3 separate regions of the Homo sapiens genome follow, and all the other regions are linked to region 2. A link is a loop called in an ENCODE intact Hi-C map of the cell type or tissue named here. Cell type or tissue: PC-9. All regions are shown on one strand.

Region 1 (8,000 bases), 470 kb after region 2:
TCTTTCTGCTACTGATTTATAACTTAATTCCACTGTAGTTTGAGAACATAGTCCGAAATCTTTTTAAATGTACTGAGATATATTTTATGGTCTAAAATATACTTTATACTGGTAAATATTTCATGCACATTTGAAAAGAATGTATATTCTGCTGTTGTTGGGTGGAGTGTTCTAAAATGTTGATGCAGTTATTTGATTGTTTTTTCAAGTTTCTATATCTTTACTGATTTTCTGTCTACTTACTCTACCAATTACTGAGAGGGGTGGTAAAATTTCTGACTATAATTATGAGCAGTATGTACTATATTACCATGTTTTCTAATATTATCTCCATCTTATACCCTCAGGTTCATTAGTATCTACACAGAGAGTGCTTCCTAATGCATTATCTCCCTCTTCTATTAGAAGTATTGCCCATCTTTTGTCTTATTTTGTCATAGATATTTTTTCATAAATTTTGGTTAATATATAGGAGATAGTTGACTTCAAAAAATTCAATTTCAGGTTTTACTCATACTTTGAGACTCAAAGTATACTTTTTTGTTACAAATGTTGTAAATTATGTTCTTAGTTTCATGAACTGTCTGCTCCTAATCATTTGATGTAATTCTGCACACAATCAAAGCCACTTATGAAATTTTGTGAGAGGTACTAAATGCTCTACTGAAAAGTTTTTGGCATTAAATGTTTTAAAAGAAATAAAAAATGGTAACATTTTTCCCAAATATGTTAGCAAATTCAAGAAGCAGATTGTACTAATTACAATTACTGCGAAGTTACATATGCATCATGAACTCAAATTTCTCTTAATGAGGCTTAATGTAGCTTAACACTTTACCTCATGGGAGTTACAATAATGGAAAGAACACATAAAAAAATTGAGTTGATTGTTCTATATCACAGCAGGGCCTGTAAAATGTGCCAGGTCTCCCAAGGTGGCCATACTCTTTGATAAATTCACCTATGAGCTGCTGTTATATTTGAGGGAGGCTCATGAACTACCATCTGCAGAAAAGGGAAAGGCACATGAGGACTGCGTGTATTTCCTATGCACAGAGTCAAGCTCACTACTGGGAAAAAAAAAAACTGTCCCATATTCAGCGAGTTCTGAGAAACCAGCTGAATGAATACAGTGTGGTCACATCTCAACATTAAAATACGCAGAATCATCCACACTAGGTAGCACAGTGAACGGAAAGATGAGACAAGATCCAACTAATTGATATGGTAAAACTGCAATTTGTGATAGGAGACAAATTTCTGTTAAAATTGTCATGCAAAATAACTAAATAGTACACTTTGGGAGCTTGATCATTATTTTTACACCTATTTAGCACTCACCTTGTTTTAGGTAACTATGCCTGGTAGTATAGAGAGCTATTAATGTTTCTATTACCTGATCTCAAGGAAATTAAAAATTAATGTTAAAAATGCATAATCATGAAAATAAGGTAGCCTGTATTTCTGCTATTATTAAGCCTACCAATAATAGAGTTATCTTCTGGGTAAAAAGTCCCTGAGACAATCTCCTAGCTAGGTGTGGAAACTCCCAGGAAGTTGCACTTTTTAGGAACACTGTCTTTGGTCACCAGACTTCACCCCAAAGTAATCAATGCCTGTAGGTCTTAACCGTAACACTAAAGTCCTAATTCAGATACAAATGCATTATATGAAAAAGAAGTGTGTTATCTGCTTTTAGCTAAAAGTTTAGGATGACAGTGGTGTACTCTGCCATGAGCTGCATCACAGAAAAGAGGCCCCGATGATATTTCTCCAGGACAACTAAGGCAACAGGACAGCCTCCCCATCACTATTAGATACTCAAATAGTGAGAATCTGTAACACTTTGTTCACCTTTCATCCCCACTTTAAAATAGAGAACAGCTAGAGGCTTGTGATTTATTCTCATGTTAGAAGCCCTCTCATATGACATATTCAGGATAGGTAGTTGGCCAGTTTGTTAAATGAATATATTAAAGTCAAGAATCTTCAGAAATAATACCTCAAGTATTCTTTATAAATGGCAACACTTAAATGCACATAGTTGGCTACTCTTTTGATGTAGAGCCAAGGCCTTTGCTTTGAGTTTGAATCTCTTAGTTAGATTTCTACAATGTCTTACATCAAGAACATCCATTATGCATCATCTATGGCTTACAGTGTTTCTTTGTAATTGAGAAGTTAAGGCACTTGAGAAGCAATCTAAGAATCATTCACATTTCCTCCCAATCTTTTATGATTGGCTCACCTACATCTAATTCTACAGTAATTTTTTTAGCAAATTTACTAGCATTCTATTTAGTTTTCACATAAACACTTCTCTTTACTTATATGTTACATCAGTCTACATAATAATTATATGATATAATATAATAGCAAGTACAACAGTCATTAACAGATTTTGGATTCCTGGCAAACATGCACCGCCACAAAGGGGACCTGAAGTACAAAGGTGTACTAAAGAATAGCTGTCTAGAATGTCATAGACATTGGTGTGCAGACTTTAGAGAGGACATAGTGTCTGATAAGGCACTCTGCTGAAAAATATGTAGAATAAGGATTCGGCTGTTGCTTATTGAGCTTGTAACTTTGTGTAAAGTCCTGATTATTTAGAAAAGAACAAACAAAAAAAAAACCTGCCTAATGCTCCCCATTACAACTAGAAAGTAACCTTAATCAAAACACACAGATATAAATAAAAAATTACAGGGAAGAAAAACAACGAATCTGTTTGGGAGTTGAAGAATTAAAAAAATGAAATTTCAAAAAAATCAAAGGTTAGCAGAGGAAGACTTCTACCCTAAGAAGAAAAGCTATGTGTGAATATAACACTACTAAAGTGAAAATAAAGAGATACTACCTTACCAGCCTCAGCTCCCTGCTACAAGTTCACAGAGTGACGTGGTGCCCACAACTTCCCAAATTCATCAAATATGGATTGCAATAAAATGACCTTGAGAATTCCTTTCAGGTCTATTTGTACAAACCCTGGCATGTGAGTGGCAGTTTCAACGAAAACCCAGCAGATCACATGAGTGGGTTTGCATGTTTATAAAACTGTTTCAAATGCAATCACCAGATTTCAAGATTTGAAAAGCATTCTAAAATGTTTCAGAGTGCACAAGGAAAGGGGAAAGGAACATTTCAGTGCCTCTGAGCAAATACAGAGCTTTAAGAAAATAGCTGGTATCAATGAAGACATTTTGATTGGACAACTTCAGGCAAACAGGACGCCCGTTTAACACTACACGTTCTCTTTACCGTCACCATGAATTCAGGCATAGCTATCCTCAGTCTGTCACAACAACCCGGGAAACATGATAATTCTTATAAGTGCCACAAAAAACTGTTTAAGAAATAGCAGAATTTGTCTGTTTCCTTAGTGAGAGAGAAGATTGATACATACCCTGGCAGAAGCTGTAAAGTAATACCATTCCCATGAAATACAACAAGCCATTGTAGATACTTAAGTAATATTGTCTAAAGAAAAACAACATTCTTAAAGACCATTTTTGACAACAATGAAACCAAGTCAGGGCCACTTTTTTCTTACATTTGATCTCCGTAGATATTTGTACTCTAAAGATAGACAGACATTTGTTTACATAGAATAAAACATCATAAATTGCCAACTAGAGTAAGATGTGTGTCAGAATAGCTGCAAATGACACTTCTGCAAAAACCACAGATAATATGATGTGGCCGCTAAGAGATTCATCACTGGTTATTTTTGAAACTCCAGCCCATTACACCGACTACCATTATAGCTATTTAAGCATGAAATGTTTGCCTTCATTTTTATTCATATGTTTTATGGACCATTTACTGTTAGCTAGAAAATCGTTTAAAAGGTAATTCAGTTTACAGCTGAGGAAAAATAAGAAGCCTCCGAAACAATCTCAGAATATTGACTTACTGTCAGATAGGTAGGAATGAACTTAAATTCAATGTGAAATTGGGGTGAAAGGTGACTTTCTAACAAGTAACTTTAAAAGAAATAAATGAGTAGCTTGCTAATGTTTCTCTTTTTGTTTCCCCCTTAATGGAAAATATCTTAGCCACAAAGGGATGAGAACTTCCTGCAAAGTTTTCATTGTTCAAAAATAACATCAAGTATGAAAGGTATGGCTTCAACACAGTATTAACTACTGTTGGCCTCTGCCACACAACACACTGTAAAGACTTTGAAAGACTAGATGAAGAATAGGACAACCATGCCTTCTATGAGATATATTTTATTTCCCAGTAAAAGCAAAATTTAATTATATTCCGAAAGTCTTTAATCCTTACTGTGTGTCCAAGGCACTACTCTAGACAGCACAGACGGATACAAAAATGGTAAAACCTAGCTTGTGGCCTCCATGAACTTAAGGTCTAGAGGGAAGAGAAATGCCTGAATAACTTCAGCACAAAGCAGTGTATAAAACAGCCTACAAATATACAAAATGCACCTTCTGTTGGAAAATGCAGCTCCCCTAGCTGTCAGATGGGTTGAGGTGCCATGAAAATAAACTCCACCCTCGTATTGCTGTGTAGGAGAGGCGCCCCCTTCAGGCCTTAGGGCACCATTGCTTGCCTCTTGTAAGTACGTGTTTCCTCTACTGCGGGAAGGCTCTTCAAAGACAAGAACTAAAATTCTTATTTACCCTGTGTGCCTTGCACTTAGTTTAGTATCTTGTATATAGGAAGTAATCAGCAAATGTAGAATGAAGAATTAATAAATTCCCTCAATCCAGAATCCTCTGCCTCCTTTTCTCTACACGTGCCTATTCACATTTCTGAATGTAAAAATCCTACCCAGCTCAAATGCCACTTCTTCCTAATAGCAATATCCAACCTTGCCTCAAAATCCCCATCCTTGGCAGAAATAGTTTATACTTTCCCTGCTTTCTCTGGACTCTTTAGTTTATATCCCTAAAACTTCTAAAACTTTGAAATGGCTGAATCTTTAAATCAACAGTTGTCACTAGCTCTCATTTGACACAATCCCCTAATATTTTATTTGATTATTGCTATTTGTGTACATTTGTTTTTATGTGTAAGCTCCAAGAGGGAGGTACCTGATGCTAACATGCCATTTATGATGCCTCCAGCATTTTAAAGGAGCATCCATTTGTTGGTTCAACAAGAACTTCTTTAGCATCAATATTGTACCTAGAGCTAAATAAAATATTGATTTAACTAAATCATATTTCTAGAAGTGATTGAAAGATTCCAATGTAACAAGGGTCTTCTTAACCTCTGCAGACTTTTGTCTGTTCTAACAGTGTGCTGTGTTTGTGCAAGGATTATCATCACCTAGGGCTATCCCGAGACTAACTACTCCAAGCATTTTTCCCCCTCAAATCTGCAAGCATTGTTTCCCTCAGATTCATCTTCTTCTTGGATAATGTCACAGATGAAATATACCGATGATCTTACATCAAATACTTACAGGAGGAGGTTAAATCATTATTTGCCCCATGGTGGTGGTCAGCTTCTAGCTGTGACCACCAAACCTCTGCTACATATTTATGAGTCTTCCTAAACCTCTAATTTAGGTTTCTAAATTCAAAATGCAAATGTCCTCTCCACCCCCAGAAAAGTTTGACATCTTTTCATTTGGTCTTTCCCATCTTTACAAATAACAAAATAAAACAAAACAAAAATACAATGAAGAATGCATTAAATGCACAGCTTTTAGCTCACTGCTGGGCACATAGGAAAGATGGGACTAAAAATAGTTAACTAGTGATATGTATGAAAAAAAGTTTTTTAACTATAAAGAATATTTTGTGTAACTGGATATTTTATTTCACAGACAACTCTCATGTAGTCAGAGACTTCAAAATGCAACACTCATACCTGGTATTTTATGTGCTTTCAGTTTGAGGTTTCTCATTTACAATGAATCATTTATATTTTCTCTAAAAGACATAAAGCATTTTTGTTATTTTCAATCGCATCAAATTGATTTTGTTCTTGACATGATGACCATAATTGCAACAAGAACATCAATGATCACAATGGGATATGAGTATTTCACTTCAGCACTTCATATTCACCAAATCATGCCATGTGTGTACCTTAAATTTCTGAGAATTCATTTTTCAGAATCATCTTATAGATTGCTAATTTTCATAATAAACTAAACTGCTGATTCACCTACAAGAAAACACAGAAGGAACATGTATAACTATATTTGAGTCAACAGCTGCTGTGCCCACTAAAATCTTCCCCGTCTCACATTGAGAACACCGTCACTACGTTTTTGCAGCTAAAAGAAGGTTGTTCTAAAAGCAGATAATCTGAGAATCAGTCATCTTACATTCATGTCTTTCCCCAGAGTGGTTTAAAGGAAAATGCGTTAGAAAAATGTTTATAACATTTAAATTTGTTAGTTGCTGGAAACACTAAGTCTAATGTAGGCTGTTTCTAGAACTCCTTAAATATCACCCCCCTCAAAAAAATAACAGAATGCAAAGTCCAGTATGTCTGATTTAAATGTATCTATAGGAGCTCAAAATAAGCATGACATTTTGCCCTAACTGGTAAAAAGTTCTGGAGTAAATTTTAGACAATTTGGGTGATCCTATAAATCATGATAATCTCTCACCATCTGTCTCTTCTAATTTCACCATTCCTAACTTCTGTTCTGTTTCTCTCATCACAGCCCCAAAGTAAAGAGTCTGTTTTGAAGGTTATCAACTCTTTCCCCACCCCTGTAGAGGAGACTTCCCTACTGCTGAAATAGCAATAAAAAATAACTTGCCTACCAATTACTGAGATGGTTATAGAATCTCCGATTGGACCATCCTCTGGTTAAATGTTTAAAGCTCAGTTAAAATGCAAATTAACAGTAGACAATGTAGCAATTATGGCAAGAGTGGGACAAGAGAAAAAGTTTCATCCAAGAATGCAAATTTTTGAAACTATAATTAAATGTGCAATTTGTTCTGTTTTATAGAGATTTTTATGGCATGGAAAGGTACCAGGAAACCCCAACTAAAATAGTGCCAGATTAGTGTTTCTAGTCTGGTCAAAAAGAATCACCTTAGAGACACTGCAATTTTGACAGCGCATCTTTTACCTCATGTCACTGAATTGATTTTTCCTAAATTGTTAAATTGGGTAGGTTAATGTAAAATTCCCTGAGTTATTTGGAGAAAGATGAAGTAATTTATGGATGAGGATGAAACTTTCTAGATATGTCAAGATATGATTGCTGCATCACAGAGAGGTTGGTACTCATATGTGTAAGTAGGAATAGTGTCTCCACTAGTGGCTTGAGTAAAATCTATACATGCATACGGAACATATGTGGATTCCATCTGACCAGCCATTCATATAACAGTTGCCAGTGTGGGGATGGGTTGAGAAGAGGTGAAATTAGAACAATAAAAGATCAAAAGTAATAAGAATATAACAGAAGGCACAAAGCACTAAAGGAGGAATCATCTGAGAAGTAAATGATTATAAATCATAACAGAATGGAGATTGATTTACATTCTGAAGATCTCAAGGAAACAAAATGTATAAGGAACAAAAAAAGAAATTAATGTGTGATAAAATTAAGAACTGACACATCTAATAAGAAATGACTATAGACGAGCAGAGAATTAATGGTTTGTTCAAATGGAATAACCCATACTTGAAAAAACTTATACATTAATATGAAAAAATACATATAGAATAATACATAGGAGGCAGGGAGTGGTGGCTCACACCTGTAATCCAAGCACTTTAGGAGGCCGAGGTGGGCAGATTGCTTGAGCTTAGGAGTTTGAGACCAGCCTGGGCAACATAGTGAAATCCCATTTCCACTAAAAATACAAAAAGTTAGCTGTGCATGGTGGCGCACACCTGTGGTCCCAGCTACTCAGGAGGCTGAGGTGGGAGAATCACCTGAGCTTGGGGAAATGGAGGCTGCAGTGAGCTGTGATTGCACCACTGCACTGCAGCCTAGGCAATCAGAGTGAGACCCTGTCTCAAAAATAAAAATAATAATAACAAATAGGAGA
Region 2 (8,000 bases):
ATAGAAAACCTCTGGGCCATCTCCTTGGTCAAGGTTAGCAGGTTAGTCCTTTGGTCTAGCTCTGCCATTCAGAACCTTGGACCATGCATTTGCTCCCACCCCTGGGATCCACCATCTCTCCCTGGCTCCTTCCAGGTCCACCAGCCTCAGGGTCACTGCAGTCTCAGACCACCTGAAACGCAGAAGCCCCGCCTATTTTGCTAGCTCCCTCGTTCCTACGTATTCCCATTTTTCCGGCTTATTTAAAGAATAAAACAATACAAACTTTAATGGCTATTTGTACTTTTTAAAAATCAGTGCATTTTCATTTGTGTACTCTTGTGGATTTGGGCAACAGCTGAAAAATCAAAATAATTTGTATCTTTATTGATCTTGAACAAATGCTCTAAGATGCATACATTTAGCAGATGGACTCACTTATCATGTGGGCTTCTTTTCCCAAATGCAGATGGGATGGAAGTTGACATGAGGAGGCAGTATAATAAGTTAGGAAGAATCTGGACAAAGGTATAAAGGAGCTAAACGGAGGCTGCAGAATGTGGAGTGAAGAGCTGGGACAGGTAACTCAAGGAGAAAGCAGAGAGAAGGAAAGTGATAGCACAGAGGCAAAGGGAATTGACTGACATCCAGGGAAATGTGTGAATTTGTCCAGAATGTCCTGAAAACTTTGTGCCGTGGGACAGACCTAAGACCTGGACTATATTCATAAAAAGAAACATGATTTTCCCTGGGGAATTTTAGACCAATCAGAAAGACTCCTAAGCTCTGTCTTTTCAACTTTCCACTCTACCTCATTATCCACCAAGCTACTTTTCCCACCTCTGTTCAATTGATTTCGGAAAGAGATGCACATACCAAAAATATGCAAGTCTGCCACAGATTTATTCTTTCTCACTTTAGCTGTGTCCTCAGTCGCCATTTTAATCACTCTCAAAGAATGCTCTCCCATATTAGCTACAATGGATATTTCAAAACTCTCTTTTCAAACTCCCTGACCTGGCTGGTCTTCACTCTCATTAAATGATTTCATGTCCTACTTTCCTGACTCTCAGCCTCTCTCCATGAGCTCAGGTTTCCAGAAAGCAGTCATGTCCCCAGCCTCTCTGCCTTCGAGAATGATCCTCCTCTTGTCTCAGGCTAACCTCCTGTCCAGCTGCATGAAGCCTCAGAACAGAGAAGAAACTGTGTGAGTTTCAGACTCTGGAGTTTTAGGTTTGAATCTTGGAGCTGCCACTATCTAGGCACATGCTCCTAGGCAAGGTACATAACTTTTCTAAGACTCTATTTTCTCATATGTAAAAACGTGGTGATAATACAACCTCCTTTGTATGATATGGGAATTTCCTGTATGTTATTTGTGAAAACACTTTCCCTACTACTTAGCAATAAATTCCCTCATATCTCTACCAGTTGACTGTGAAGAATTTTAAGCCCAGAAGTACATTACTTTCCCCATCGTGAGGGTTGAGCCTAGCGCGAGGAAAGTGACTGAGTCCTGGTCCCACAAACCTGTGAACCTACCCTCTCTTATGTCCCAACCACTGCCATCTTTTCTGATAGTACCATTTTGTTCTCATTTTTAGGCTCTACTATGTTCTCCTGAGCCTTACAATGGCCTTTCCTCCCTCTGCATGTCTGTTCTTGGATGATCCTGTGCACTGTGATAACTCTAGTCTTGGAGGTGAATCTGAGGTCCACGTCTGAAACCTGAAAGGCATCTCCTTTTATCTACTACCGCTTTCAAGGAGATGCTCTTCAGGTGCCACTGATTCTGGCATGCCAAAAAGTTGCATCTGCAGGATGGTTGTAGCCCTGTTTATAAATTCACAGGCTCAATTTCAAGACCTTATGAGACCCTCAAATGTATCAAGTGGGGCCAGGCGTCATGGCACCTGTAATCTGAAATCCCAGCACTTTGGGAGGCCGAGGCAGACGGATCACCTGAGGTCAGGAGTTTGAGACCAGCCTGGCCAACATGGTGAAACCCTGTCTCTACTAAAAATACAGAAATTAGCCAGGCGTGGTGGCGCATGCCTGTAATCCCAGCTACTTGGGAGGCTGAGGCAGGAGAATGGCTTGAACCTGGGAGGCGGACGTTGCAGTGAGCCAAGATCGTGTCACTGTACTCCAGCCCAGGTGACAAAGTGAGACTCCATCTCAAAAAAAAAAAAGTAAATAAATAAAAAAGTAACAAGTGAGACAAGTGAGATAAAACTAAATCCAGTTTATAAGAAAGCCATTCCTACAGCCAATGCAATGTTATCTCTTATCTTCAACCTGAAGCACAAGCTGATATTATTTTGCAATCTTATTAGCAGCTCAAACAGCTGTCTCTGCCAGTAATATACACAATTGAAGGGATGCCAGAGGGCAAGCACCGAACCTGGCTGCAAAGAAGGGGAACCGTTCCCCAAATTTTGCCAAGTCAGGCTGCTGTATTTCATTTAAAGTGGGAGACATAATAATATTCCTAAATTCTGATACCAATAGGGTTGTTTATCCCTTCTATACCTGGAAGACTTGCTGTAATATTTTTTCTCATTTGTTTCTAAGTACTTAATATCCTATGCAGGGGGCTATTTTCTGGGCATTTGCTTATGGTCCAAGGACAATCTGTTTGGATGCTTACTTGCTGTTCTGGTTAAGCAAACCTAATGGTTCACAACTCCCTTACAACAATCAGGGAGTTTTGGCAAAGATTACTAACCAAGTCAAGTTTACATTGGCTCAAGCCTCTCCTACATGAATGCCACCAATAATTGTTGCTGTCTCTTTATTACACGTCTTTGAGGCACTGACTGCCTCCATAAAACTGGAGAAGGCATATGTGTATATATACTATATATAATGATTACCCACCAGTACCAGCTTTAATGTTTTCCTCTCCACCTAATTTCTTTTTGCTGTTCAATTTTCACAAGCATACACTTGTACACACACACACACACACACACACACACACACACACATATGCCTGTCATTGGTTACCTTTCCCCCGGGGAATTAAAATCCGTATGATTCAATAAGGTAGATTTATTTGCCATTAGCAGACAAACATGAAAATAATTCCTAAGCCAATAAAATTATTTTCAAGTTTTTCAGTTTTCCTTTTTTCTTATAATGGCAAGAACATTTGACTAAGAGTCTAGCAGGGGAAAATACTGTATTCACAAAAGCAATGGGAAAAAAACTCAGGCCTGTTAAGGAAACTCTCCTATAAAATCAAATTGCAAATTTTTCAAAGTTGCCAATGCTTGGCACATCACTGTCTGGGCAGGATAATCTGTTCTTACCAGTCTCAACTCAGAAATAACCTATTTATGATTGCAACCATCATCTTGGCCTCAGGGAGGCACTATAGGTCCCTTAATGTATCTAAGGCACAGCTGAAATACTTAAAAATTACCTCTGAAAGTCTGAAACATGACAGAATGGAAAAAGAACTCACAGAAGATAACATAAAACTCTATATTCTGTCCCTAAGTTAATGTAAGAGATTCATACGCCTTAGGAAGACGAGATAATTTAGCGATTGCGCTTAGAAAAATAAGTAAATAAATATGAGTTAGAGATATGGTTGGTGACACTTTTTTTCCTCTGGGTCTCTTCCTTATTTTCCCCTTGTTCCTTCCTGGCACTAGGGGGCGGCAAACGATGGGCTCCTTTATTTATAAAAAAAGACAGTTTTTATAAATAAAGCTTTATTGGGACACAACCATTCCCATTTGTTTACTTATTGTCTGTGGCTGCTTGCATGCTGCATCAGTCAAGTAGTTGCGACAGAGACTGTCTGTCCCACAAAACTTAAAATATTTATGCTTGAGCCTTTTACAGAACAATTTGGCTGACCCCTGCATGCTATCTATAGTATTTAACAATGGATATGAAAGTGACAATGGTAGATCTAAGGAACTTCGATATGTGTCCAGCCAGCCAGGATAGGGGCCAGCTTCCTAAGACACATGTCTAGAATATGATGAAATCACCACCTGCCAGTGAGTCACATGCAGGCAAATGACACCAACAGAAGAAACCTAGGAAGCATATCCAGAAACTATAAAGTATTGGTCATGAACCTTGCAGGGGAGGACATAACTGGTGTTCGCATCTCTGCTTCCAGTTGACAGTTCACCAAAGATAAAAACAACAAATAAAATCCAGACCTCTCGCCACAAAAGGGGGTTTGGCTTCAGGCAGGGGCTTAGGGCTCTCTGCTGGGGACCAGCTGCACTTCACAATGCTGCAAAGCCTGCATTTGTTCAGAAATGTAATTCCTGATCTGATTATAAGAGTTCAAAGCTGAAAATGTGGTAAGGAGGAGGAAAAAAAAATGGGTTATGATGGAAGATTTTGTGGTGGTGGTAAGGGGGCATGATAATAATAATATTGAAGAAGTGCCCTAGTAATTTACATGAGAAGGGACCAAGAAGGTGGCTAAGAACAGCACAGAGTCTCAGATATACACACGTTTTTGCACAGAGTCTGGCTAATAACACAAATGAGAGATTTTAGCATAATAATGCTGTATTATCAAGGAAATAGACATCCCATCTGTGGGGAAACTGTCAACATGAGAGATAATTGTGGTAGAGAAGAGATCTAGAAATGAAGGATAACAAAAGAAATGAAATAATAGGCGCAAGTCCCTGGCCCTCCTATGTGCCACAGTCCAGGGGAACAGGAGAGCTGATGGGAGACCTCGGTTGGGAAAATCTTATCCATTCCAAAAGGAGGAAAGGTCAATCTCTGAAACTATTTCATAGTTGATTTTAGTATTGGTCCCTGAAAACATTTCAGAACTCACTTAATCAGCAGATAGTTTTAGAACGCAAGAGGGTGAAGTTATGCTCAGGGCAGCAGGCCTGGTTGGTGAGGATGGACCACAGGTACGGTGTGGAGGGTAGGTGGGTAGGCTCCAGAGCTAGTCTGCTGGGTTCCGAGTTGGCTGTCTTACTTCCTAGCTCTGAGACCTCTGCAAGTTACTTAACTTCGCTCTTCCTCAGTGTTTTTAGTTCTCAAGTGGGCATAGTAATGAAATGGGGTGGTTGTAGGGATTGAGTTAATACATATAAAAGAGTTAGAACAAATCCAGCTGAGACTAGTGCCATGCAATTGTTAGCTAGTGTTCCTGGTACAACTATCAGACCAGGGGCCAGGAGAATGCTACAGACCTGGCTGAAACTGAATTTCAACAAAGCATTTCACAAATGCATACAAAATACAGCCAAGGACCTGCTGGAAAAGTGGTCTGAGGAACACAAATACATAGATTCATATTTGGTTTTACAACTAGAAATTCATTTCAGCCTAAGGAGACTTCTTTAATTTCAAGCCTTGTGATTATCCTCAGCCCTGTCCTGATCGACATTTTTCATCAAGAAGACCTGAAATTATTTTATTGTAAAAATTGTGAATATTGTGAAGTATTCCAAGCATACAAAAATAACTTTCGGGATTTAGAACTGACAACAATGTGGAAAAGCCATACATATCTAAAGCACGAGTGAATTCTTTCTTACTGAACCTATTCAAATAAAGACTGAAAGACCTGGCAGTGAAGGGTTGGAAGTGTCACATGAGGCATATATTGAGATGAACTTTGAAAATTCTATTCACACATGAAGATGTTTATGAAGTATTTTATATATGTTAGGCATTGTCTTAGGTACTTGGAATGTATGTAAACAAAATAAACACCTGTCTTGTTGGACTTACATTCAGGTGGACTCCTTAATAACCTGTAAGTTATAGGAATTACTAGATTTTGGTTTAATTCTGAAGTTTGTCACTCACTATATATAAACCTGATAAGCTCCCTCGTTTTTTTCTCATCTGGAAAATGGCGATAAAATGCCATCCTTTCATATTTAGGATCATTCATTCGCTCAACAAGTACTTCCTACTTTGTGCTATGCTCTTGGGAAAAAAAATGAATGAGAGAAGGATCCTGCCCTCATGGTACTTGTATCTTATATTATCCAGAAGATAAAATAAGGCACTTACCAAAAATACTAACATTTACATATCAATGAAAGGCTATGCCTATTATATCTAATGATAGCAGCATGGCCTGTGAGTCTTTGGTCGTCTTTTTGGGGATATACAATGTATATTTTGGCTGTTACCTAAGCCATTCTCCAATATTACACCCCTCACTACCGCTATGTACACAGATAGTCTGCTCCACACTCAGAAAGGTAGGGACAACACCCTAGGATTTCCATAAAGCTTAGAAGGATTTCCTTCCTAAGAAATACCCAGTTTTGCTGCCAAACACTCCTCCCCTCCTACATGAAGGCCTGAGTCAAGAGATATCGTGGGTGGGAGAAGTTACCCTGCATGTCACCAGAACCTCAGCATGCACACTTTAAAATGAATTTCCAAATGCAAATTTGTTCCTAGATCCACAGCATGGCAAGTGAGATGCAGAAGCCTGGTTCCTGGAGGAGGAGCCAGCATTGATTCGTGGAGGGCAGTGTCCTCTCACAGGGGTAAGTGAGCAGGGGTAAATCATCGTTCCCATGAACTCCTCTCCATCTGCTCTCCCCACTCTGGGAACACTAGTGTGCTGCTCCACCTCCTTCTGCCCCCTCCTGGGATGGGCTCCAGAGGATGATAGGCAGGGCACCTAAATTCCCAGCTGACGGAAACGTGAATGTGCTCAGTAGCTAAAGGTGGCTCAGGAAGTTTGGAAGATTAGATGAGATGGTTCTCCCTCTCCCTCATTTAGATCACACACATTTTCCAACATGTAGGGGAGAAGAGGGAGCTCTGTATTTTTTATTTATCCAACAAATATGTATTGAACATCTACCATGTGTGGGACAGTGTCTTAGGTATTAGGAATACAACAAAGAAGAACCTCAAATCCTTACTGGTATTTAGATTACTAATACCGGGAGGAGTGGGAAAGACACATAGTAAACACATTAATGACCTATTAAATATATGCTGGGTCACCACTATGGACTGTATTGCGTCCCTCACCCCAATTCATATGTTGAAGTGTTGATATGTTCCCATCAATTCATATATTCCTATCAGCTCATATGTTCATATGTTGAACTCTCAATGTCACTATATCTGAAGATAGGGCTTTTAGTCAGTAAATAAGTTTAAATGTGGTCATAAGGGTAGGGTCCTAATCTGACCTTATAAGAAGAGGCAAAGAGCTTTCTCTTTCTCCCTACACAGGCATGCAGGCACGCGCGCGCGCGCACACACCCACACCCCCCCCCACACACACACAGAAAGGCCATGTGAGGACATAGTGAAAAGGTGTCTGTGTCTGCAGGCCAAGAAGAGACCCATAACCAGCACTGAACCAAGCTGGCACACTGATCTCAAGCTTCCAGCCTCCAGAACTGTGAGAAAATAAATGATTGTTATTTAAGCCACCCCATCTGGTGTTTTGCTTTGTAGCCTTGCTAACACTGTCAGGTAGCCCTAAGTGTGCTGAAGAAAACCCAAGTGGAATAAAGGGGTGGAGAGAGATCAAGAGAGGTGGTTAGGGAGACACTCTGAGGAGGGACATTGAGCAGAGAGCCCAGTGAAGCTCACATGTATCCAAAGGCAAGCCCTGGCCTGGAGTTTAAGAATGGCAACACTCAGGCATGGCAGGGTTTGTCCTTAGAAGCAAATGGGATTGCTGTTTTATCAGCATGTTTTTGAAAAATAGACTGTTCTCTTGCAGAGAGGAAATGTATAATTGGTGATCGCCTAGCTGTGTGAGCTTGGGCACGTTCCTTAAATCTCATGTCCCAGTTTGCTCAGTTGTGAAATGGGATAATAATCATCTTTACCTTGTTAGGTTGTTGGGAGGTTTAAATGAGTTAATATATGTAAAGTGCATGGACCCATGCCTGAAACACAGTCAGTGCTCAATAAATAGTAGCTATTATTATTGCTATCAATACAACTACTATCTCTATTATTACAACAACTGCTACTACTATTACTATTGGAAAGCCACAGGCAGAACATTATAAAAGAAATTTCAG
Region 3 (8,000 bases), 570 kb after region 2:
TTAATTGATTACATGTTTCAGCCATGACCACAGGTAAGGTACCTGGGCTCTGGAGAATTCAAAGGTGAATGAAATGGTAACTATCTTCAAAAAAGAGCCCTCAATCTCAGTGAAAGTATGAGCAAAGGTATAAAAGGTGCTAAGATAAAATGTGCCCGATGCTGGTTAATTTTATGGTTTCACTTGCGTATAGGAAAGTCATGGGTGATTGAGCTTAAAAATGAGCTTACGTGACTAATCAAGAGAAGACCATGATACGGCAGTTATAGAGAACAGAAATGGTTTGTCAACACTGAACTTTGAGGATGTGAACTTAGTGATGGTCAGCAGGATAGATTAGTGTATCCTAGCTGGCCTCTCTGCTTCCAGCCTCTTTAGATACTCTAATGATCATTTAACACAGAGGCTAGCTAGGAAGTTGATAGATTATATTACTGCTCAAACATTCCAAGGGAATAGTATACATCCCTAATCCAATAACCTCAGGCTGGGATGTGTCACTTACTTTAGACAATAAAATGGGAATACATAGTATATGCACCACTTTCAAGCAAAATTTTAAGAGCCATTTTATGGTTCTATAATACGCTCTTTTCTTTTTGCCCCAATGTCCCGATCAGGGCTGTTCCTTCAGTCGGGGTCCCAGAATGATTATACTTTGGAGCAGAGCTGCAGTCAACTCATAATAGACAAACGGCAGCATCAAGAAATAACTCTCTTGTTTTAGCAAGTGATACCAATTTGGAGATTGTTTGTTAGCGCAGCGTAACATCCTAAGTTCACTGATATGGGAAGCTAGTGCACCTTGAAGGTGAACACAATAAGGTCTTAGGCTAAACATAAGAAGTGATATTGGATAGAAAAGGGCAGAGATAATAAAAATCACAACAACGAGAAATCGACATCACTTAGTATTTATGTGTCCAGCAGTATGTTAATCACATCTCATTTAATCGTCTCAAAGGCAGAACTCAAACACATATCTAACACCACAGTATGTGCTCTGAATTTTCCCAGTAACCAACAAAGCTTGGTGATTTTTCGTGCATGTGTAGTAAGATTAACTCAGCAAATCTAGGTGGCTCAAGCCCTGCACATGCCCAAGAAAAACCTCTCTTCAAGACTGAACTTAGGCCAGCTCCTGAGAGTAAGCCTTGAGCCACAGGTATATTCTGCCTGGTAAGAGTGTTGTATGCCTCAGGCCTTGGAGCATGTGGTACCAGTTTGATCAGATAGTTTATGCTAACAATGTGATGCATGATGGCTGCCTGTTCCTTCTCTGAGGAGCTGAAGTCTGAGTAGCTGAGGTAAGTCATACAGGTGCTGCATGACTATGTGGCTGGCCTCCATTAAAAACATCAAAGCTCAAGTGTTTCCCTGGTTGACAACACTTTGCATATGTCACACGGTATTGCTTGCAGAATTAAGTGCATCTGTGCAATTCTACTGGAAAAAAACTTTTAGAAGCTTGCACCTAATTTCTCCTGGACTTTTCCCCACATATCTTTTGCTTTTCAGATTTTAGTCTGTATTCTTTCACTAAGTAAAACATAATTGTGACTATAACAACTTTTCTGAGTCCCATGCATCCTTTTAGCAAGTCTGAGGGTGGCCTTGGGAACCCCTGATACAGTAGTGTACATGAGACAGGTTAATGTCAAAGATGACACCAAATTTCCAAGGCCAGGTGATTCAGAAAATGGTAGTTTAGTGAACAGATACGGGAAAGTCAGAAGGAACTGGTGAGCTGGGAGGGTGGGTAAAGAAAGAAGCCGAGGAAGCAAGTGGAGGATGGAAGGTAAATTTGGTAGCTGACATTCAATTTGACTTCCATATCCAGGTAGGAACATCCAATGGGCAATAGAAAATGTACAACTGGAATCTGTGATGAAAGCCCAGAATGGGAATATAGTTAATGGTTAAAACCATGAGAATGAATAAGGCACTGAGGAAAAGATTAGAGAAAAAAACAGCAAGGAGTTGAACACAAACTGTGAAGGATGAAACTTGGCTGTCTACATATGAAAAAACAATGAGAAGGAAAACAAATTTTACCTATTTTCAATTCATCATGAAAGATTCTGTTTAATTTTATATATTAAGCTAGTTATACTGTATACTTTTCACAGGAAATATTTGCTAAAGAGTTTTTTCTTGATACTAAATAACATTTTAAAATCAGCTGTATTTATTTCCTCATTGAAGCCTCATTTTAAGGGCATTTAGAAGTTTGTCTTATGAGCAAAATATTCAGATGTAATTATGATAAGCATTGAAATATATATATATTTATATATGAAATAGTTTGGAGTTATTTCCAAATAAACTGGGGCAGAGAAAAGCCCCAGTCATTCCTGATGCTACTTCATGTATCTATGTGGCTAACACCAGGTCTATTTCTATATGTTTATTTGCGGTTTTAGCTACCCCAAAAATTAGGGTCAAAAGAAAGATAACAATAAAGTCAGTCAAGGTCCTATGGGGTTTCATTTCACTTAACACATTTCTATTTTTCTGCATTTTCTTTAAATGGCAAACAGAGCTAGACACCAAGAGCATCGGACTCAACTCAAGCCACTCACTTTTGTTTCTGCTTCCTCCAGAGGTGATTTTTTAAAAATATTCTCATGTGCTTTTAGACTTTTATTCTTCTATGGAAGAACATGTTTGATCATTTCAGAAACTCCTTTAAATAATGTTGCTGTCAAAATCAGAGTTTCTGGCTGACTTCCCCCATTTCACCGGAAGAGGCAGCCCCCCAAGTTTATGACCTCAGGTACTTCTTACTGAAGTTTTAGAAAATACTGGATCTGCCTTCACTTTTCGTTTTCATTTTCTTAGCCCTACTCTTTTGTGTGAGAGAATACATGTTTATGGCTATCTTTCAAAGAGATTTATGAATTGGTTCTAGGGCTGCATATGAGACAGTGAGCGCTAGGGAAGTCAGTTCTACAGCCAGTTGCACCCTGCTACACTTCCTTCAATGAAGAGTTCCAGTCCATCATCTTAGGGTCAAGTTGTTGAGAAAGTCTTCAAAGTGTAACATTCAAACTAGTGTCTCAAAAGCTCCCCCATGTGTGCGCATGAAAAATAACTCATCAAGGGAAAGTTTCACTGGAGTACATGCAGAATAAGAACAGGGACCAATTTTCAGATCTAAAAAATGTAAGATACAAGAAAACACCACATTCTATAATTATCATTTTATTTACATGTGTCATGTTTAACATCTAAAAGAATAATTAGGTGGGCTGTTTTGTACAGATTATAACATTAGCAAATGAAATGAATGCACTAAAAACAATTATTTTTCTGTAAAAGGTATGAAAAAACAGGGCAAAAAAATGAAAAACACTTGGAATTTTTCCAACCATAAGTATACTCAAAAAAGAAATGATAAGCCCTCTGAATATAGTAACTGATTTATGTTTTAGCCCAAGAAATGAATTCTATGAAAATAAACCAACCAAAACATTAGTTGTACTTTCCAGAAAGCAATTGCCTAATGGAAATGCCTTCCATTTCTCCTTTTAGCCCATTTATCTTTCCCTTAGGGGAAAACACACTACAGCTAAGACTACTGTGTAAATCAGCTACTTCCAAGCAAAAGGTGTGCTTCCCAGAATATTAAAACTAAGGCTGGCTTGAAAGATGTTCTATTCTAACCTCCCTCTTTTATAGGTGAAGAATGTGAACTCAGAGAGGTGAATGGACTTGTCCCAGTTCAGAGAGTTGGCGGAAAATTTGAGAGCAGAACCCTAATCTGTTTTATAGTTCAATCATTATCACTTTATACTATTCTGCCTCCCAGTTTTTAGTAATAGTAACAAATTATAAATAGAAAAAATACTAACAAATATTTCTAACGCTAAAATGTGCTGATCATTTACTCTGTGCCATTTAAAATGCCTTTAAATACATTATATGAATTAGCTCATTTGGTACTAAGAATTAACTTCTGAAAAAAAGTTGTATTCTCTCCATTTTACAGATGAGGAAATCAAGGCACAGAGAAGCACAGTACCTACCCAGGGATCTTAAAGAGTAAGTGTTGAAGCTACTGTAATAGCTAAGCAGTCTAACTCTACAGACCAGATTCTTAACCACAAATAACTAAATAGTATAAAGAAAATAGAATTGTTATTCAAAATTCAAAGGGGCATCAGCTATGGTATTAAATCTTATCTTTTGGCAACATAAAATTGAAACCTGTGATAATTCAAACAGAAATAGGGACCAACTTGAAACTAAAAAACAGCAACTAGCTTAAAAGAAAAACCCTTACCTAATTAGGTGAACAAACTTGAAGCTTTCCAAGTACTGAACTTCATACAAATCATACAAATAGAGGGGCAGCATTTTTCAGTATGGTAACGCAAATCATGCCACCCTATAATTAGAAATTATTCTTACCTATTCATTAAAGCAATCCCTGTCCTAGGCAATTATTGGTTAGCCTAGTTTTCAAGTAATAAAACTAAATGTCTTAAGTGGAGGTAATCTCTACTACTTTTCTAATTGATCCAAATTAGTATGAACTTCTTAAATAAACAATGACCACTCAACTTCCAAATCCAATGGGAGCCTGAAGTCTGACCTTGCCAAGCCTCTCTGCAGTCTTTGACTCTGTTTGCTTCCTCTCTCCTCCTGACATGATTTCCTTTCTTGGCTTCTACGACATCACTCCCCTGGCCCTTGCCTGGTGCTACAGATCACTCCTTCACTGTAGCAAGTTCCTCCTCATCTATTTGATTGTTAAAGGTTGGTACTCCCAGAAGTTTGTTTCTGTTGGGTTCTTCCTACTCCCCATCCCCACACTCAGCTTGAGTGACCACAGCCACACCCACTTCTTCTACTACTACTCAGGGGCTGATGCTCAGCTTCCAAACTGGGGTGTCGCAACTAGTCCTCTTCCCCAATGCCTACACTGTCCATGGAAATACCTCAAATTCAGCATAATCAAATCCAAATCCCACACATTTCACCAAAAATCCTATTCCTCTTCTTGTATTCCTTATTTTGCTTAATGGATCCCACCAGTCAACAAACCTAAACCTTGAATCATCGAAAAGTCCTTCCCTGTCTCCCAGAATACATACAGCTTGGCCATAATTGCAACGAACTGTGCTTTCTAAATTGAACCAGAGTCTTCCACTCTCTCTTGCATTCTCATGAAAATCATCCAGACTCCGCCTTCATTGCCACTGTTCCTCCACAAGCCAAAAACCTGTCCCAGATTGGATTCCACCAGAAGTAGAGCCTGAGCTAAGAATTTAAGCATGAGTAGTTTTTCGAGAAGGGATTCCAGGAAGCAAAATGTAGGAGGGTATGGAAGAATGGCAAGTATGGGAAGGAACAATACTGGTGTGTAAATGACCAGACAACTGCTGTGATCAGGTGAGACTCAATGTCACCGGGAACCTCCAAGATATTATACAAAACCTGCTGCAGACTCATCCTCACCAGGGGTGAAGAATCTGAGCTATTCATGCATCATTGTCTGAGCGATGCTCTCAAGGATGTTAACTTCTGGTGCTTTGGGCCTGCCTCATTACAGTCTTGCAAACTTGTAGTCTCTGAGACTTGTAGCTGTTGTCTTGTACAGTAACAGTGACTGCCAAGGGAATATGAGAGGGGCACTGGCAACACTTGCCACAGAAACCTTCCAAGGCTCTCATAAAATCCAAGTGCCTCTGGTGCAGCCTGCAAGTCATTCCATGACCTGTGTCCTACTTTCTTCTCCAGCATCATTTCTCAGTCTTTCTGGTCTAATATTTATGTGCTATAATCCTATCAACCTACTAACGGTCCCCAAGTCCATAATGCTATTGCCACCTCTGTTTTGTACTTACTACTCCCCCTTCTCAGAATGTCCACCTCTGTCTCCCAATCCTATTTTCATCTACCTGGAATACACCAACTTTTTAGGAAGATACAGCTCTCAGATCTCTTTCTCTCTCAAGAGCCTTCCCTCAATTCCTTGTACCCTAGCTGGGCACTTCCACCTGTGCCACTGCCCTGCCTTCTGTCTCTCTCATCAAATTGCACAGTAGTTGTTTGTGCACATGGCTACACCAGGCTGCCAGAGTGTGAATTCCCAACAAGAAAGGACTCTGCATAATTTGTCTCTGTTTCCCCAGCACCAAGCCCAATGCAAAAAAAAGAGGAAAAATTAAATAATAATAATTCCTGAGTTATATATTATACAAAATAAATAATAAATCTGTAATTAAAATGGCAAACAACAGCCAGACCAAGGAAACTTTGGAAAAAAATATATAGTAATTTTCCCTTTAGTACGTGCTTTAAAAAAAAATGACTAATTAGGAATTTTGCTTTCTCTACCTATGAGCTATAAATCAATTTTTTTCACTCTGCTTCAGCTTCTCAAGCTGTGTGCCTCTTTATTAGCAGTGATTTCCTTAAAGGGAATCAAATGCTTAAGAGCCCCTAATAAATCCTTATGGATTTAATACATTCATGGATATTTTGTGACCACATTTCAACCTCTCTAACTCAGAGTCTCTTCTATGTGCCTGACAGTGAGCTGCCTTCACATTGAACCCAATTAGATACTCCTAAAAGGAAGAAACACGTGTTGTAATTGCCCTCCTAAGACTCTTTGCAGGCCCCTCTAGGTCACTTGCTTCCGTTCCTCTGCAGGGGGGTTCTGCCAGCTCCAGCACTGATGGGCAGAAAGCCAGTGCAGCATTGGGCAGGGGCAGCCCTGCGCATGAACTTTCACTGGATCCATCACAAGCAATGCATTTATATGCAAATATACCCAAACCTGAATAATGATTAAATTCGGATTCTGGGAACTTCCTGGAGACAAAAGAGGATGAAAAAGGAGAAAGAAGTAATGAACTGTATATCTAAAGGCTTCTAGTTCAAAACTGACTTGATGTACATTGATGTGAAAGCTAAACATATGGTAGATATCTTTGATCTGGGATCTGTGACACAGTTTGTGCTTGGCATCTGTTGTTTGTGATTTTGTGATGCATTGATCACTGTCACCATGTCTGATAGAAACTAAATTGCCTTCAGTCCATGCAGACGTGATTGCTGCTTTTACTCTCCTGCCCATTTGCATCCTTATAGTTTCCCAATGGGAAAGAAAAATAACCACAGTGGATCAGGTTTTAACATTGGGTGTTGCCTCTCATCACCTGTGTTTTGGATTTGCCCTGGCCAACACTAGGATTCTTTCATCTGAGATGATAAAAATCTACCAATGCAGTAACAAGGACAAGGTGATCTGTTACAGAAAAAGCAAAGAAGGAAACTTGGAACGTCCTGCTCATAAGTCAGGTCTGCAGTTCATGTTTTATTTCACATTTGCAGACCCACTGCAGGCAGCCAAGGAGTTGCTATTTGAAATGTTTTGCTGACCTCATAAGAAACAATGTAAATAGACTTTGTATCCCAATGACGTCAATGTTAGAGCCAGTATCCATGTTCTTTTCTATTTTGTGAGACTTTTGTGTATATTGTTTCCAACTCCCTGTGCTCACCAGCAGTGTGTTCTGTTTTGGTGTAAACTGATACCAATCTTTGCGTGTTACCATTTCTCCTAGTTCCCCTACACTGACTATAAAATGAAGGATAACAGAGGGTAAAATGTAACATGGGTGACAGGGGCAGAGATGCCTGTACTGACCCCCTCTTTCCACTCCTATACCCTTTGGTGCTTTTTCCCTGGGGACCTTGTTCTAGGGTTGTTTTATGGACAAAACTTTGCCCTTAAAGGTCTGGGCTTCTGTGTCAGGAAAAGCTCTCTCAAACCGTGTTTTTCCTCTACTCTCACGCCACCACAACAACAGTCATCAACACAGAAGAAGCCTTCTGTTACCCGAAGTGTGGAGTTTTGCCCCCACACATCAAGCAGTGGACACCAACTGGGGGTCCTCTAATTCAATTCTGCCACTATCTACCTGGAGATAGCATCAGATCCCATAGGTTGAGGGCTCAGTCCCAAAGATGCTTCCACCTGTAGA

Evidence for each region. Peaks named below come from ENCODE experiments on the same cell type or tissue, not always from the same donor. Only the 100,000 strongest peaks of a DNase experiment are listed, where the experiment ranks them.
Region 1: it touches region 2 in a loop (26-fold over the local background); 31 of 110 quality-filtered maps call a loop at or near these places.
Region 3: a loop joins it to region 2, with 16 times the contacts of the local background. A loop is called at or near these places in 49 of 110 quality-filtered maps.

Annotation. Positions count from the first base shown.
Region 1 is chr5:60,282,838-60,290,837 of GRCh38, forward strand. It overlaps a transcript of PDE4D not described here. Among named protein-coding and RNA genes, the nearest start is that of PART1, 200 kb to the right of the region's middle. In PC-9, a CTCF peak has its summit at 4,511 (motif pointing left); no DNase peak of the experiment used is centred here.
Region 2 is chr5:59,810,514-59,818,513 of GRCh38, forward strand. All of the region lies in intron 1 of PDE4D (phosphodiesterase 4D), which reads right to left. Among named protein-coding and RNA genes, the nearest start is that of PDE4D, 79 kb to the right of the region's middle. In PC-9, CTCF peaks have their summits at 3,499 and 3,698; DNase peaks (open chromatin) are centred at 3,368 and 3,948; H3K4me3 peaks cover 17 bases; H3K27ac peaks cover 964 bases.
Region 3 is chr5:60,379,901-60,387,900 of GRCh38, forward strand. It overlaps a transcript of PDE4D not described here. Among named protein-coding and RNA genes, the nearest start is that of PART1, 100 kb to the right of the region's middle. RefSeq lists an enhancer at 48-97. In PC-9, a CTCF peak has its summit at 3,110; no DNase peak of the experiment used is centred here.